Regions from separate parts of the Homo sapiens genome. Here regions 2 and 3 are each linked to region 1. Evidence: chromatin contacts called from ENCODE Hi-C or POLR2A ChIA-PET data. All regions are on one chromosome and are shown on one strand. The core of a region is the stretch at or near the end of the contact, and the rest is flanking DNA. Distances in the headings are between cores, read along the strand shown. Region 1 holds the start of MYADM-AS1 (MYADM antisense RNA 1). Region 2 holds the start of UBE2S (ubiquitin conjugating enzyme E2 S). Region 3 holds the start of ZNF865 (zinc finger protein 865).

Evidence for each region. A loop is a pair of places that touch in the nucleus more often than their neighbours do. ChIA-PET counts read pairs that join two places held with the same protein, here RNA polymerase II (POLR2A). Pooled maps may share reads with other maps.
Region 2: a loop to region 1 is called in a map of sigmoid colon, with 7 times the contacts of the local background. The contact joins the promoter of UBE2S here to the promoter of MYADM-AS1 in region 1. A Hi-C loop is called at or near these places in 2 of 168 maps with a recorded cell type or tissue (ascending aorta and sigmoid colon) and 11 of 50 pooled maps.
Region 3: a loop to region 1 is called in a pooled map, with 24 times the contacts of the local background. The contact joins the promoter of ZNF865 here to the promoter of MYADM-AS1 in region 1. A Hi-C loop is called at or near these places in 4 of 37 single-sample maps with no recorded cell type and 12 of 50 pooled maps. POLR2A ChIA-PET finds 5 or more read pairs at or near these places in 1 of 52 experiments (WTC11).

Annotation. Positions count from the first base shown.
Region 1 is chr19:53,866,762-53,870,823 of GRCh38, reverse strand. MYADM-AS1 (MYADM antisense RNA 1) reads left to right here and starts at 1,717. Exons shown (of 3, transcript NR_184033.1): 1 at 1,717-1,915. MYADM (myeloid associated differentiation marker) reads right to left here and starts at 2,941. Exons shown (of 3, transcript NM_138373.5): 1 at 2,881-2,941; 2 at 986-1,070. RefSeq lists enhancers at 224-1,137, 1,138-2,051, 3,161-4,062 and a silencer at 1,326-1,385.
Region 2 is chr19:55,405,429-55,410,081 of GRCh38, reverse strand. UBE2S (ubiquitin conjugating enzyme E2 S) reads left to right here and starts at 2,294. Exons shown (of 4, transcript NM_014501.3): 1 at 2,294-2,495; 2 at 3,120-3,267. The coding sequence starts at 2,493. LOC105372462 (a long non-coding RNA gene) reads right to left here and starts at 1,937. Exons shown (of 3, transcript XR_936075.3): 1 at 150-1,937. RefSeq lists enhancers at 1,536-1,645, 1,667-1,961, 2,318-2,831 and silencers at 2,066-2,115, 2,126-2,185, 2,196-2,665.
Region 3 is chr19:55,603,278-55,607,683 of GRCh38, reverse strand. ZNF865 (zinc finger protein 865) reads right to left here and starts at 2,037. Exons shown (of 2, transcript NM_001195605.2): 1 at 1,952-2,037. RefSeq lists a silencer at 1,769-2,268 and enhancers at 2,312-2,863, 2,864-3,415.

The DNA of each region.
Region 1 (4,062 bases), core at 468-2,967:
CTCCTTGTCCTAATGGCCCCCAGGAATCAAGTGCCCGTCCTCTTAGAAACCAGGTGCCCAGTTCTTTCCTTAGGCTGTAAACTGTCTCAACGCAGCCACAGGACTAAACCCAAGGCCTCTCCTAGCCACAGGAAAGTAACTTCCTCCTTTCAGCTTCAGGCACTTTGCAGGGCAGTAGCACAGGCCTTAACCTCTTCGTGGCAGTCGCAGGACAGCAGCTCCCTGAGACAAAGGAGCCAGGGCCTGGACTCGCTTCTTCCTCAGATACCTCAGTGTCTGGGACCCTATTCCTTGGAGCCCAAGCTTCCTGGTCCTTCTCCCAGGATCTAGGAGCCCAGGACCTAATCCTTCCTCCTTCAGACCCACGAGTCCAGACCCCAGCCCCTCCTCCCTCAGACCCAGGAGCCCAGGCCCCCAGCCCCTCCTCCCTCAGACCCAGGAGCCCAGGCCCCCAGCCCCTCCTCCCTCGGACCCAGGAGTCCAGACCCCAGCCCCTCCTCCCTCGGACCCCGGAGTCCAGGCCCCCAGCCCCTCCTCCCTCGGACCCCGGAGTCCAGGCCCCCAGCCCCTCCTCCCTCGGACCCAGGAGTCCAGACCCCAGCCCCTCCTCCCTCGGACCCAGGAGTCCAGACCCCAGCCCCTCCTCCCTCGGACCCAGGAGCCCAGGCCCCCAGCCCCTCCTTCCTCGGACCCAGGAGTCCAGACCCCAGCCCCTCCTTCCTCGGACCCAGGAGTCCAGACCCCAGCCCCTCCTCCCTCGGACCCCGGAGTCCAGACCCCCAGCCCCTCCTCCCTCGGACCCAGGAGCCCAGGCCCCCAGCCCCTCCTCCCTCGGACCCAGGAGCCCAGGCCCCCAGGCCCCCAGCCCCTCCTCCCTCGGACCGAGGAGCCCAGGCCCCCAGCCCCTCCTCCCTCGGACCCCGGAGTCCAGGCCCCCAGCCCCTCCTCCCTCGGACCCCGGAGTCCAGGCCCGCTGCCTACTCACCAGCGGTCTTAGCAGAGGAATCCACGGAGAAAGATCTGGTGGTGGAGACGGATTAAGCCACACTTGGAACAGGCTGTAAGAGCACCTGAGGGGGAGGTAGGCCGTTAGCGTCCGTTTGGACAGGCTCCTCCCTCTAGGGATCGAACGCCCTGCGGAGACAGGAACGTGGCGTGGAACCCAGCAGGGCCCTGGCGGTGACCCCGGGTAAGCCCCGCCCCCTCCCCTCCCCGTTCAGTTAACTGTTTGGGCTGCGGCGGACGGAACCCAGCGAAAGTGCACGCCCCGCGGGCCGGCGTGGGCGCGTGTGTGATCTTAACCCCGCGGGGGCGGGGGTGCGGGCGGCAGTGGCGGGAGAACCCTGGGCGGCGGCTGTGGAGGCGGGCGGCCCAGCCAGAGCCGGTGTCTCCGCGCCTTATAAGGGCTTCGAGTCGGCCCAGGCATCTGGAATGTGTCAGGGACCAGGAGGCGGTGCCCGGACCCCCGCCCGCCTCCGGGGCTGCCCGCCCTCTCCCGGATTTCCGGGGGGTGGGGACCCCGACTCTCAGGGTTGGAGGCCTGCATTTCTGGATCCCTATAAACATGGGCTGAGAGCCCCCCCAAGAGCATCTCTAAGACCGGAGTGGGCAGGGACCCGGGCCTCTGAGGGGCTCAGGCTCCAGGCCGGAAACTGCACGCGGTGCTGGCGTCAGGCCCGAGGCCCAGCTACGCCTCCCACGGCCTCCCTAATCGCCATTCGGGGCTTGCGGGAGCACCTGGGAGGCTCCACCCGGAGCCAGACACTGCCTGCCCCCACGCCCCTCCAGGACCCTCGAAGGAGAAGGAAATCGGGACTGGCCCAGCGTCCCGTGCTCTAGAAGGCGGGCTACTGCCCCGTCCCAAGCAGGGGAGGAGGACGAGCGAGGGCGTCACTCATTCTGTCCCCCGCGGAAGGTGGGCTAGCCGCGGAGGGGGGCGCGCAGGGGAGGGGGGCGCGCCGAGGGGAGGGGAGGGGAGGGGTCCACCCCGCCCTTAGGGCCTCCAGCCATCGCCCGAGATCAGAGCTCAGGAATGCGCAGCCAGACCCTGGAGGGTGAGGAAACACCCCTCCGGGATTCCTCGCAGCGCACCCGACTCTCCGGGCCACACCCAGCCCCTCAGTGTCCTCCCTCGTCCACTCCAGACGCCACACCCATCGCTCACGCTGAGAATCGGGCCCCGGAACCCCAGCTTCGGCTCTCGGCACCCAGAGGTGCGGGACGCAGCCCTGTCTTCTCCTCCTTTCCCAGCTCCTTCTGCACTTCGGAAGCACGGGGCTGGATCTTAACACCCCCCTCCCTCGGCCTTTCAGGAGCCCAAAGTTCCGATTCTGTCTGTCCCCTGGATGGGGAGGGGTCAGTAATTCTGAATTCCTTCCATTCTCATTCCCAAACCCAGGACACCTAACCCTAAGCGCTTCCCCTCCTAAAGGACCTCCACGTACCAGATTCCAGCCTCCAACTAGGGCACCTACGAGTCCCCATCTCTCTACTCCCGCAGACCCAGCCCCTCCTCCCTCAGACTCAGGAGTCCAGGCCCAGCTCCTCCTCCCTCAGACCCAGGAGTCCAGGCCCTCAGCCCCTCCTCCCTCGGACCCAGGAGTCCAGACCCCCCAGCCCCTCCTGCCTCGGACCCGGGAGTCCAGACCCCCAGCCCCTCCTCCCTCAGACCCCGGAGTCCAGGTCCCCTTCCCCACTCTTCCAGACGTATGACCTCCACAGTCCAGGTCCTCAGCCCTCTCCTCTGCAGAACCCCAAGAATCCTGGCCCAGCCCCAGTCTTTCTAGGGACCCAGACATTCTGAGACCCAGCCCATTCCTCTCTCTGGCCATAAAGACCCTAGACTGTTGCTTATGCCCTCTGGGGTCCCCACAACCTCACCTCAGGCAGCCAGTGGCGACTGCGGCTGAAGCAAAGACGACAGCGGCAGCTGGAAGGGTCTGAGGGCTGGGTGGGGTTGGAGGGCTGGGGAGCCAGCGCGGGCGGGACGGGGGCGGGGCCGGGGCGGGGCGCAGCTCCGGCTAGGGCGGTGGACAGGGACTTCCCCGAGTCTGGGCTATCCCAGCCCCGCCCCGAGGCGGGGCCAAGAGCAGACCACGCCCCCCAGAGTAAAAGTAGCGTGGAGCTCCCGCCCCACCCCAGTGAGCAGGGTGGAGGGCTGAGGTCACGGTTGCCGTGGTGACAAAACAGGAAGACACAACAGCTGGCGGCGTGGAGACTCCTGGGGGCTGCCCTCCTCGACACAGCCCTAGAGGAGTCTCCCGGGTAGGCCAGGGAAGACCGTTACCATAGAAACCCCGCATGTTTAGGGTTTGTTTAGTGCAGAGCCCCCCAGCTCAGGTCCCCGCCCCCGTCTCACCTCACTCCTTTCTTCCGCTCCCTTCCTACCCCCTCCTTCCTGGTCTGTTCCGCCCCCACCCCTTCCTTGCCGGATGAAACCTTAGACACCTGGGTCGCAGCGGATTGGGGGACCAGGCCCCTCAGTTCAATGGGGGGGCTAGGATCTCTGTCTCTTGGAGCCCTGAGGGAGAGCAGAATTGAGAGCAGTATTCCTGGGCTTTAGGTGGTTCTGGGCTACGATCCCTGACTGATGGGTCTCCCCAAGAAACAGAGGCTAGATTCCTGTATTTAAGGACTTGAAGGGGCGGCAAAATGCTCCCCTAGTACCCACTGGCACCGGGCGCCGCAGGGTAAGGGACTCGGGCTGGACGCAGGTCTCAGATATCACAGTGGATAGGGGTGGGGTGTGTTGGGGGCAAAATTCCTGGGAGCTAGCGCGGTAGCAGTTGGGGGCCCGGATTCCTGGGCTCCACAGGATGCCTAGGCTGAGGCCCAGATTCTTGGCTCAAAAGAACAATCAGGCCTGGGCGCGGTGGCTCACGCCTGTAATCCCAGCATTTCGGGAGGCTGAGGAGGGAGGATCCCTTGAGCCCAGGAGTTCGAGACCAGCCTGGGCAACATAAGGAGACTCTGCTCTATTAAAAATAAATCATCATGATCATCATAATAGAACCATTAAAGCTCAGACTCGGGTTTTCCGAGCAGGTGTTGCAAGCCTAGCCG
Region 2 (4,653 bases), core at 1,045-3,544, 1.5 Mb before region 1:
GGGTCTGGCACACAGCAAATAATACATAATAACCATTAGTATTATCATCATTATTGTTATGTCTTTTGGGTGGATTTTTAAGATCAAGACGAATTTAGCCACTAGCTTTGCCTTGTCCCAGCTGGGGAACCCCGAGCAAGTCACTTTACCTCCTGCTCCTTCAGCTTCCTTGTCTGTTAATTGGGTTGGAATCCTCCACACCCAGCAGGCTAAAATTGAAGATCAGCAAAATGCTTATCGGCAAAATGGGATGACGTTGACTCTAAGCAGGACTGGTGGCATAGCGGATGGGGGGACGTGATGAGATTCAGTAGATGACGTCAACAGGAACTGGTATAGATTGGACCTGGGGTGAGGGAGCAGGAAGGGATCACCTGAAGCCATTTCTCCACAAACTAGTTATGATGATGACTTTTTATGCTGTAGCTGTTTCTTCAGTTGTTTTGGGTTTGTTTGTTTTGTACATATTGGTGGGGGTCTCTCACTATGTTGCCCAGGCTGGTCTTGAACTCCTGGGCTCAAGTGATCGACCTACCTTGGCCTCCCAAAGTGCTGGGATTATGGGCGTAGTCACTGTACCCGACCATGTAGGTTTTGTTTTTTGGTTTTTTTTTTTTTTTTGCTTTTTTGTTTTTTGAGACAGGGTCTTGCTCTGTTGCCCAGGCTGGGGTGCAGTGGCGAGATCTCAGTTCACTGCAACCTCCACATCCCGGCTTTAACCGATTCTCCCATCTCAGCCTCACGAGTAGCTGGGATTACAGGGCTGCATCAACACACCTGGCTAATTTTTGTATTTTTAGTACAGATGGGGTTTCACCATGTTGGCCAGGCTGGTCTCAAACTCCTGACCTCAGGTGATCTGCCAGCTTCAGCCTCCCAAAGTGCTGGGATTACAGGCGTGAGCTACCACGCCTGGCCTTGGCCATGTAGATTTCTTTCACACCTTCCTTATTCCTTCTTCAGAAGCTGAGGCCCCATGAGGGGAAGCTGGTAGCCAGGGGTCTTTTCAGGTACCTGTGGCCAAATTAGGCCCAGATGTTAATGCTCTCATCCATGGCTGAAAAAGGCCAAGAAACTAAGAAGAGCTGTGGACGCACAGACTGGCAGAGACACCGAGAGGGCACTGCGACCGCACTGCACAGATGAGCAAAGGAAGGCCAACTTCAGCATTCCCTCCTCCTCTCTAAGCCCCTCCAAAAGGCCTGCTCAGGGAGCTCTGGCCACCGTTCTCAAGCAATTGCCTGACGTTTTTACTGACACTGAGGGCTGGAGATGGTCCCTTTTCCAGGCAGCTATGTGTCCATTTCCTAGAGAGGGAAACTGAGTCCCAGAGAAGGCGGGTGTGGCTGGAGGCCATGGGTCAGTCATAGGCATAACCATGCCGTGAATAACCGTCTTGGCACTCTCTGACTTCTTTCCCTGGCAATACAACGGATCCCAGTGCCCATTTGTCACATAAGGAAACTGAGGCTGGCGTCTTCGATGAAGCCTGGCAGGAGTGGGGGTCACACACGGAGTGCAAGGCTGTCCAAGCCTTCAAGGTCATTCTGACTGATCTTTGAGCCTTAGCAATACAGGACGTGGGTCCAAGAGCATTTCCAGCACAAAATGGCGCCTCATAGAAAAATGTAGTCGGAGTTCCAGCGCCCACCTCCACCACGGCTCAAAGGAGGGGGCGCGGGCGGCAGCGCACACTTCATTTGCATATACAAAAATCAACGGATTTCGTTGGCTGGCAGCGGTTTGATCTGCACGAAACTGGGTCGCCCTCTGACCGGTCTCTATCAGTCATTGGCCCATGCGAGTCTCGTGACCCACCAGTCACTAAAGCGCATCCCTATTGGCCCGAGCGCCTTCCATCACGCGTTTAAAACCCCGAGTCCCGCCTCCCCTCGCCACGCTCCGGCCCCCAGGAAGACCGTTAGTCGCGTGCGCGACTTCCTCAGCGTCAGGGCGCGCCCGCGCGTATGCCGGGCCGTGGCGGCGTCTCATTCAAACGGTCCAATCAGCGGCCGCGTCGCCTTCCCCGTCCCCCTTCCTCTCTTCTTCCCCTTTTCAGCCCCTCCGTTCTTTGAGAACCCTCCCGACCCCCGCGGGCCCCCATTGGCCGGCCCGCTACCCAGCCCTCTCCGCCACTTCCCTCGCTTCTGACCATAGTTTGCGGGGAAGGGAGCGAGCGCGTCGAAAACCAAGGAACGTGCGCGCTGACGTCACGGTTGAGGCTCGGAGCTGAGGGGCCGCGGAGGGCGTGGCCTGCGGGCGGTTATAAAGAGGCAGTGGTGCGCGCGCGGCCGGCTCAGTGCTGCCGGGCACCGGGGCGGCGGGTTGGTCTACGCTGTGCGCGGCGGACGTCGGAGGCAGCGGGGAGCGGAGCGGGGCCGCCGGGGCCTCTCCAGGGCCGCAGCGGCAGCAGTTGGGCCCCCCGCCCCGGCCGGCGGACCGAAGAACGCAGGAAGGGGGCCGGGGGGACCCGCCCCCGGCCGGCCGCAGCCATGGTGAGCACGGGCGATGAGGCCCATGAAGGTGGTCGGGGGTGTCCCTGAGGGAGGAGGTGGAGTCTCAGGGGCCTCCGACGGGCGGCCTTGAGGGGTTTGAGGGCCAGCCTGGGGGTCCCTGACCCGGGATGGGCCCGAGGGCCTTCCCGCAGGCGGAGCAGGAGCTCGGGCGGCCCGCAGTCTCCCTGGCGGCGAGGGCTCCGGGCGCTTTGCGGCCCGCCCATGGGTGTTACCAGGAGCAAGGACGCCCCGCCGCCATCTCCAGACCTGAGCCGGGGTTTCAAGGATGCTCTAACCAAAAATTAGTGGAGAAGGGGGAGAGAGTAGATCTCTGGCCTACGTGGAACCACTGGGGACCAAGCAGGGTTAGGAGCGGGCTTTGGGGGGGGGGTTCTGGGGTGGGTGGAGTTATCTGCAAGCCCCCCCGTGAACCCGCCCCCATTTCTGTTGGAAACTCTGCCTGGGCTGATGGCCTGAAGCATCCTGGGTGAGGGTCTGGGAGTTCAAGGGTGATTGACAGCCTGGGGCCACTGAGTCAAGACTTGGGCAGTCTCAGCATCTTTAGGCCCTGCGGGAAGCCCAGCTCTTAACACTCGCTCACCCTGCTCTCCCATCCGTGCCCAGAACTCCAACGTGGAGAACCTACCCCCGCACATCATCCGCCTGGTGTACAAGGAGGTGACGACACTGACCGCAGACCCACCCGATGGCATCAAGGTCTTTCCCAACGAGGAGGACCTCACCGACCTCCAGGTCACCATCGAGGGCCCTGGTGAGTTTGGAAGGAAAAAGAGAAGGGGCTGCTGCTTAGATCCTCCATCACCCTGCTCTAGATCACCCTAGCGGGAAGTACCCATTACAGGCTGGCCTCGTGTCAGGTGTTGGGATGCATTGGTGGACAGGGCAGGACGCCACAAATGACAATTATGTACTCTTTTCCCACAAGGGTTGAGAAATATCTGGTCATTGAGTTAGTATATCATGGGACGGTACTCTAGATTTGAAGCAAGGCTTTCAGACATGGCTTCCCTGGACCTGAGGGTGGGTAGGAATTAAGTAGGAATGGGAAGAGAGCTCCAGGTGGTGGGAATGGTGTCAGCAAGGGCCTGGGAGGGTGGGCCAGGTGATCTCAAACTCCATCCTGCTGTGAGTGTCAGGGATGAGGAAACAAGCCAGATGCAGATCGTGGGGAGACGGGTCATGAATGATTTGCGGGTCACATGATTTGCGGAGTGATTTAGAATACTGTTTCATGCAGGCTACATTTCTGTTATCACCAGAATTCCTACAAAGTCAGGATTTGAGCAGAGCCTGTGAAGGAATGGTCTAGTCCACGGTGGTGATGGTGGTAGGTGGTCAGGAAAGACCTGGCAGCGGTGACAGTTGAGGTCCTTCATGCCTTGCTGCAGAGGGCGCGGGATCATGACAATAGGAAGGCTCCAGAAAGGCCCTTGGGCAGGTGGAGCTGGGCGCTTGGTAAAAACACATGAAGAAAGTTGATGATGAAGCTGCCAAGCTCTTTTAGGGCTTCTAGGCCTCTTCAAGGAGTTTGTAGAGGAAGCTGGTGGAAGGTTTAAAGCAGGGGTGTGACAAATCCCTCCAAAGTTCCTATTGACTGTAGTGAGGAGAGCCGGCCTGGCAGGGGGAAGAACCCAGAGGCCAGCCAGGAAGCTAGCCTTGGAGATGGGATGAGATTCAGGGGAGGACCTAGCAGGCCGGTGCTCAGGCTGCTGATGGGCTAGGGGAGGGACAGTATTTTGACCCAAGCAAGTGGGTGAGTGGGAGAGGCGTTCACTGGGTTGGGAGGCTGTGGAATTAACAGACAGTTGGATCCTTGATCTGAAAGGCATATAAATGGGCATCTTATAGGAAAGTGCGTACTTGGGTCCCTGCCACCTGGGAAGGGCCTGTGACTGGAGTGGTCAGTTGGGCTGAGACGGGGGATCCAGGAGGGTGCAGACGAGCTTGATAGTGACACAGGTGGGGGCTGCAAGATGGGCATCATCTCTGAGGTTTTGGGGGAGGTCCTGTGGCCCCCTAGGAACCCAGCCATTCTTGCTCTTTTTTTTTTCTCTCTCTAAACGGAGTCTTGCTCTGTCGCCTAGGCTGGAGTGCAATAGCACAATCTCTGCTCACTGCAACCTCTGCCTCCTGGGTT
Region 3 (4,406 bases), core at 788-3,287, 1.7 Mb before region 1:
CAAGATGACAAGACATAGGAAAATCCTGGGGGAGGCCATCCTGAACCACAGCCCCCCAGGTCTATCTCTTTATCCCGTGATATTCTGAACACGCACATATACTCTTGGTTTTTGTTTTTATTTTTTTTCACTGCAGCCTCGAACTCCTGGGCTCAAGCAGCCCTCCCACCTCAGCCTCCTGAATAGCTGGGGACTACAGGTGCCCACCAACCACACCCAGCTTTTTTTTTTTTTTTTTTTTTTTCCTGTAAAGACAGGGTCTCACTATGTTGCCGAGGTTGGTCTTGAACTCCTGGCCTCCAGCGATCCTCCCACTTTGGCCTTCCCAACTGCTGGGATTACAGGCATGAGCCACCTCGCCTGGCCTGTATTTTGTCTTTTAATCATCTGCCCCCTCAACTAGCATATCCACTCCATGAGGACAGGGATTCTTGTCTATTTTGTTCTCTGTTGTACCCCCAATGTAAAGTAGGTGCTCATTAAACAGTTGTTCAACCAGTGTTTACGAATGAACGTATGAATGAATGAAGAACATTCTGGGCTCGGTAGAGCTGACAAAGGCTAGATAATTTATCCCAGTGCCCTCACCTCCAAAGCCTTTTGAGACCAAAGCTTCCTTCCTCTTGTTCTTGCCTTCAAATCTTCCACTCCACCCTCACCGGCCTCCCCTGCTGCTCCTCCACTCACCGTGCTCACCGCCACTTCAGGGCCTTTGCACTTGTTGTTCTTGCTGCCTGCTCACCCAGATCTTTGCATGGCTAAGCTGCCACTTGTAATTCAGCTTTCACCTCTAAAGTAGTTCATCAGGCTCTCAGAGAACCCACAAAACCCCGTGTATCTTTGTCGACTCGTGTCTGATCAACTAGACTGTGAGACCCCGCACAGTGAGAACACTGTGTGTATCGACCCCCTTCGTGGCTGTATATTATACCCTTCAGCTAGAATAGTGAATATGCGTTCAACGCAGAAGGAATGCCTACGAGAAAAGAAGTCACACCCTAGTGAAGTCCAGGGTCTTCCCTAGGGAGTCCAGGACGATAGCCTGAGAGCTGGGTGAGAAGCTGCAGGTCAGGGCAACAGTTGTTCACGCCATAGGAAGAGGATGAGGCACATTCTGGGAAGGAAGGCTTCACCGCCTCACTGCGGGACACTGTTCTGTGGCAGAAGTAATGAAGACGGGCTGACCGCGATGAGGGTGGGGTGAGAGGAGGTACGGGAGTATGTCATGGGAGCCTGGAGCTAAGCAGGCGGATATTTCTACCTGAGGCGGGAGAGGATGTGAGTGTGAAGGAACTCTAGAGGGAGCTGTGCCGCTGCGATGGGGGGGTGGCTTTGAAAGGGGCATTCTTAAGGGGAATCACTGGAGGACCTGCAGAAGGGAAAAAGGCATTCTTGGTGCTGACCAGAATAGAAAGTATTTTCACACCCACGAAGGGGCGTTCTGCTGGGGAGGGAGGTGGTCAGGGCCATTGGGGGCTGTTGCTGTATGGACAGAGATAACGGGGGACAGTTCTGCTGCAAGGCACTAAGGAAACACTCTGGGGAGAATTATATAGAGGATACTAATAAGAGGGTTCACGAGCAGCTGCCCTACATGGGGAGGGGCAATGCTGATGGCATCTGGAGGCTGACCTGGAGGAAGCAATGACGGGGAGCGCTATGTGGAGGGGATCCTACGAGGAGGTATCATTTGGGGGCCCTGGCAGCCGTTTAGGGGATCGCCACGAATGAAAGCGCTTTGGCAGCCATCCTAGCTGGGGGCGTTCATGGGGGAGCTATCTGCAGTGATCCTACCGGGGAGCAGTGATTGGGGGTCCCTTGGCAAGGGCCCGGCGGGAGCTGCACTGACTTGCTAGGGGTTGGGGGACGTTCTGGGGACCACAGCGGGCCAGGGCGGGGCCCCCCGCCCCCGCTGCACCCGGGCCCCCGGGCCACGCACCCCGTCACTCACCGGCGCCGGGGTCTCCGCCGGGAGGAGGCCGAGGAGGCGGAGGAGGCGCCGCCGCTCCGGGGAGACCCGAGGGCCCGACCGGAAGTGCCGCCCCCTCCCCCCTCCCCGGCAGCCCCGCACCGCCCGCCTGCCCGCCCGCCCGGAAGCGGAAGTCGCGCCCGTTCCCGAGGCGCCGGCGTGGAGGATCGGAAAGAGGAGGCGGTGGCGGGGACCAGGAGGGGGGAAATGCGCTTGCGCACTGACTCGGGGACGCGAGCAGTGAAAGCCCGGGCCGATTCCGGTGGGCGAACTGAGCCAGGTGCGCCTGCGCTTTGAATGCCCGCCTCTTCTACGGGAACCCCGCGACACGCTCTGGGCGTCCGGTTAAGCCACACCTCCGGCTCGGGTCTCACACTGAAGCCCCGCCCCCTGGCCCTGAACCACGCCCATCTCACAGCGTGATTATAAGCCCCCTACTGCCTCAAAGTCTGTCTTCGTCCCCTCGCCCTCATGCAGTTTCTCCTGTTCTTCCCCCTCTCCAAGCTCCCACTCTCTGGAACTTCACCCCTCCCTAGGCCCCGCCCCCTCCATCCAAGCCCCGCCCCTTCACCCCATAGCATTTAAGTTGCACCTCGTGACTTTTGAGTGCCTCCCACCTCTAAAGCATTCTTTTAAATCGGTGGTTGTCAAGGATAGTTGGGAGGCCAGCAGCATCCGGCTGCCTGCTCAGACCATGCGGAATAGAAGCCCTGGGGTTGGGGGTCTAGGGATCCGTGTTTTGAAATACTCTGATTCTGCTGCATGCTGGTCAAGAGCCATGGATTTACCACACTTGACACTGCCCGCTCATATAATCGCTATAATCCCGGCTCCCAACTCAGCCCCATCCCAAACAGCCAAACCCAGACCCATTCAGCCCCTCCTGCTAAGCTTCCACTCTCCCAGGAACTTCCCTTAGATTAAGTACTTCCTTCTCTCCCCATCGCCTCCATAGCAGTCGTGCGCCCCCATCAGCACCTTCTAAGTCCCACCTCCAATACCCTGTTCCCTCAGAGTTTCTCCTTTAAGCCCCGGCCCCCGGCCCTCGGCCCTGAACCACGCCCACCTCAGAGCTGAATTATTATAAGCTCCGCCCCTCACCTTAAAATCCGTTCTCTTGGCCTGGCGTGGTGGCTCACGCCTGTAATCCCAGCACTTTGGGAGGCCAAGGCAGGCGGATTGCTTGAGCACAGGAGTTCAAGACCAGCCTGGGCAATATGGCAAAACCCCGTCTCTACAAAAAAAAAAAATACAAAAATTAGGCTGGACGCGGTGGCTCACGCCTGTAATCCCAGCACTTTGGGAGGCCGAGGCGGGTGGATCACGAGGTCAGGAGGTCAAGACCAGCCTGGCCAAGATGGTGAAACCCCGTCTCTACTAAAATTACAAAAATTAGCCAGGCGTGGTGGCGGGCGCCTGTAATTCCAGCTACTCGGGAGGCTGAGGGAGAGAACTGCTTGAACCCGGGAGGCAGAGGTTGCAGTGAGCCAGATTGCCCCACTGCACTCCAGCCTGGACGACAGCAAGACTCCGTCTCAAAAAAAAAAAATTAGCTAAATATGCTGGCGCCCGTCTGTAGTCTCAGCTACTCCGGAGGCTGAAGCAGGAGGGTCGCTTGAGCCTGGCAGGTCGAGGCTGCAGTGAGCGGTGATAGGGCCACTGCACTCCAGCCTGGATGACAGAGCGAGACCCTGTCTCAAAAAAAAAATTATCCGTCCTCCTTGCCCCACTCTCACGCAGTTCCTCCTGTTCTTCCCCAGCTCCAAGCCCCTACTCTCTATTAGATCAACTCTATCCATCCTCTTTAAACCGCTCTCACTTTCTGCGGACCAACCCCTAAACCTCTTTAAGCCCCACCCAACTCTAACCCTCTTCTAAGCCCCCGCCCCAGGTCCCAGCCTAACTGCCCCGCAATCTCAGCCCCACCCCTCGCTCCTTAGCCCCGCCCCAATCCACACCCCTTATCTCTAAACCTTACCCAGACCGTCCTGCTCATACCTTTGTCTTAATTTTTCCTTCCAAACAGTAGGTCCTCAGGACAAGGAGGTGGGGCAAAGTGGCTGCAGAATTTCTGGGAATTGGCTAGGAGAGAGGCGGTCGGACCTACAGTCAGGTCTGCATGGAAGGTTCAATGTTTTTAGTTAGATTGGATGTGTACTGGGAATACAGCTGACCCTTGAACAACAGGGGTTTGAACTGCAGGTCCATTGAGAGGCGGACGTTTTTTCACCCAAACACCGGTGGAACATACAGTATACGAAGGGCGGATTTTCCTACATCCGCGGGTTCCGCAGGGCCCACTGCTGGACTTGTGTATGCCCAGATCTTGGTATCTGCGAGGTTCGTGGAACCAATTCCCCGCGGACTCCGAGGGACCCATGGACTTTGGGGTCTGATGGAGATGGGGAAGGGGCCAAGGTTCCCCCCAAAACCATTC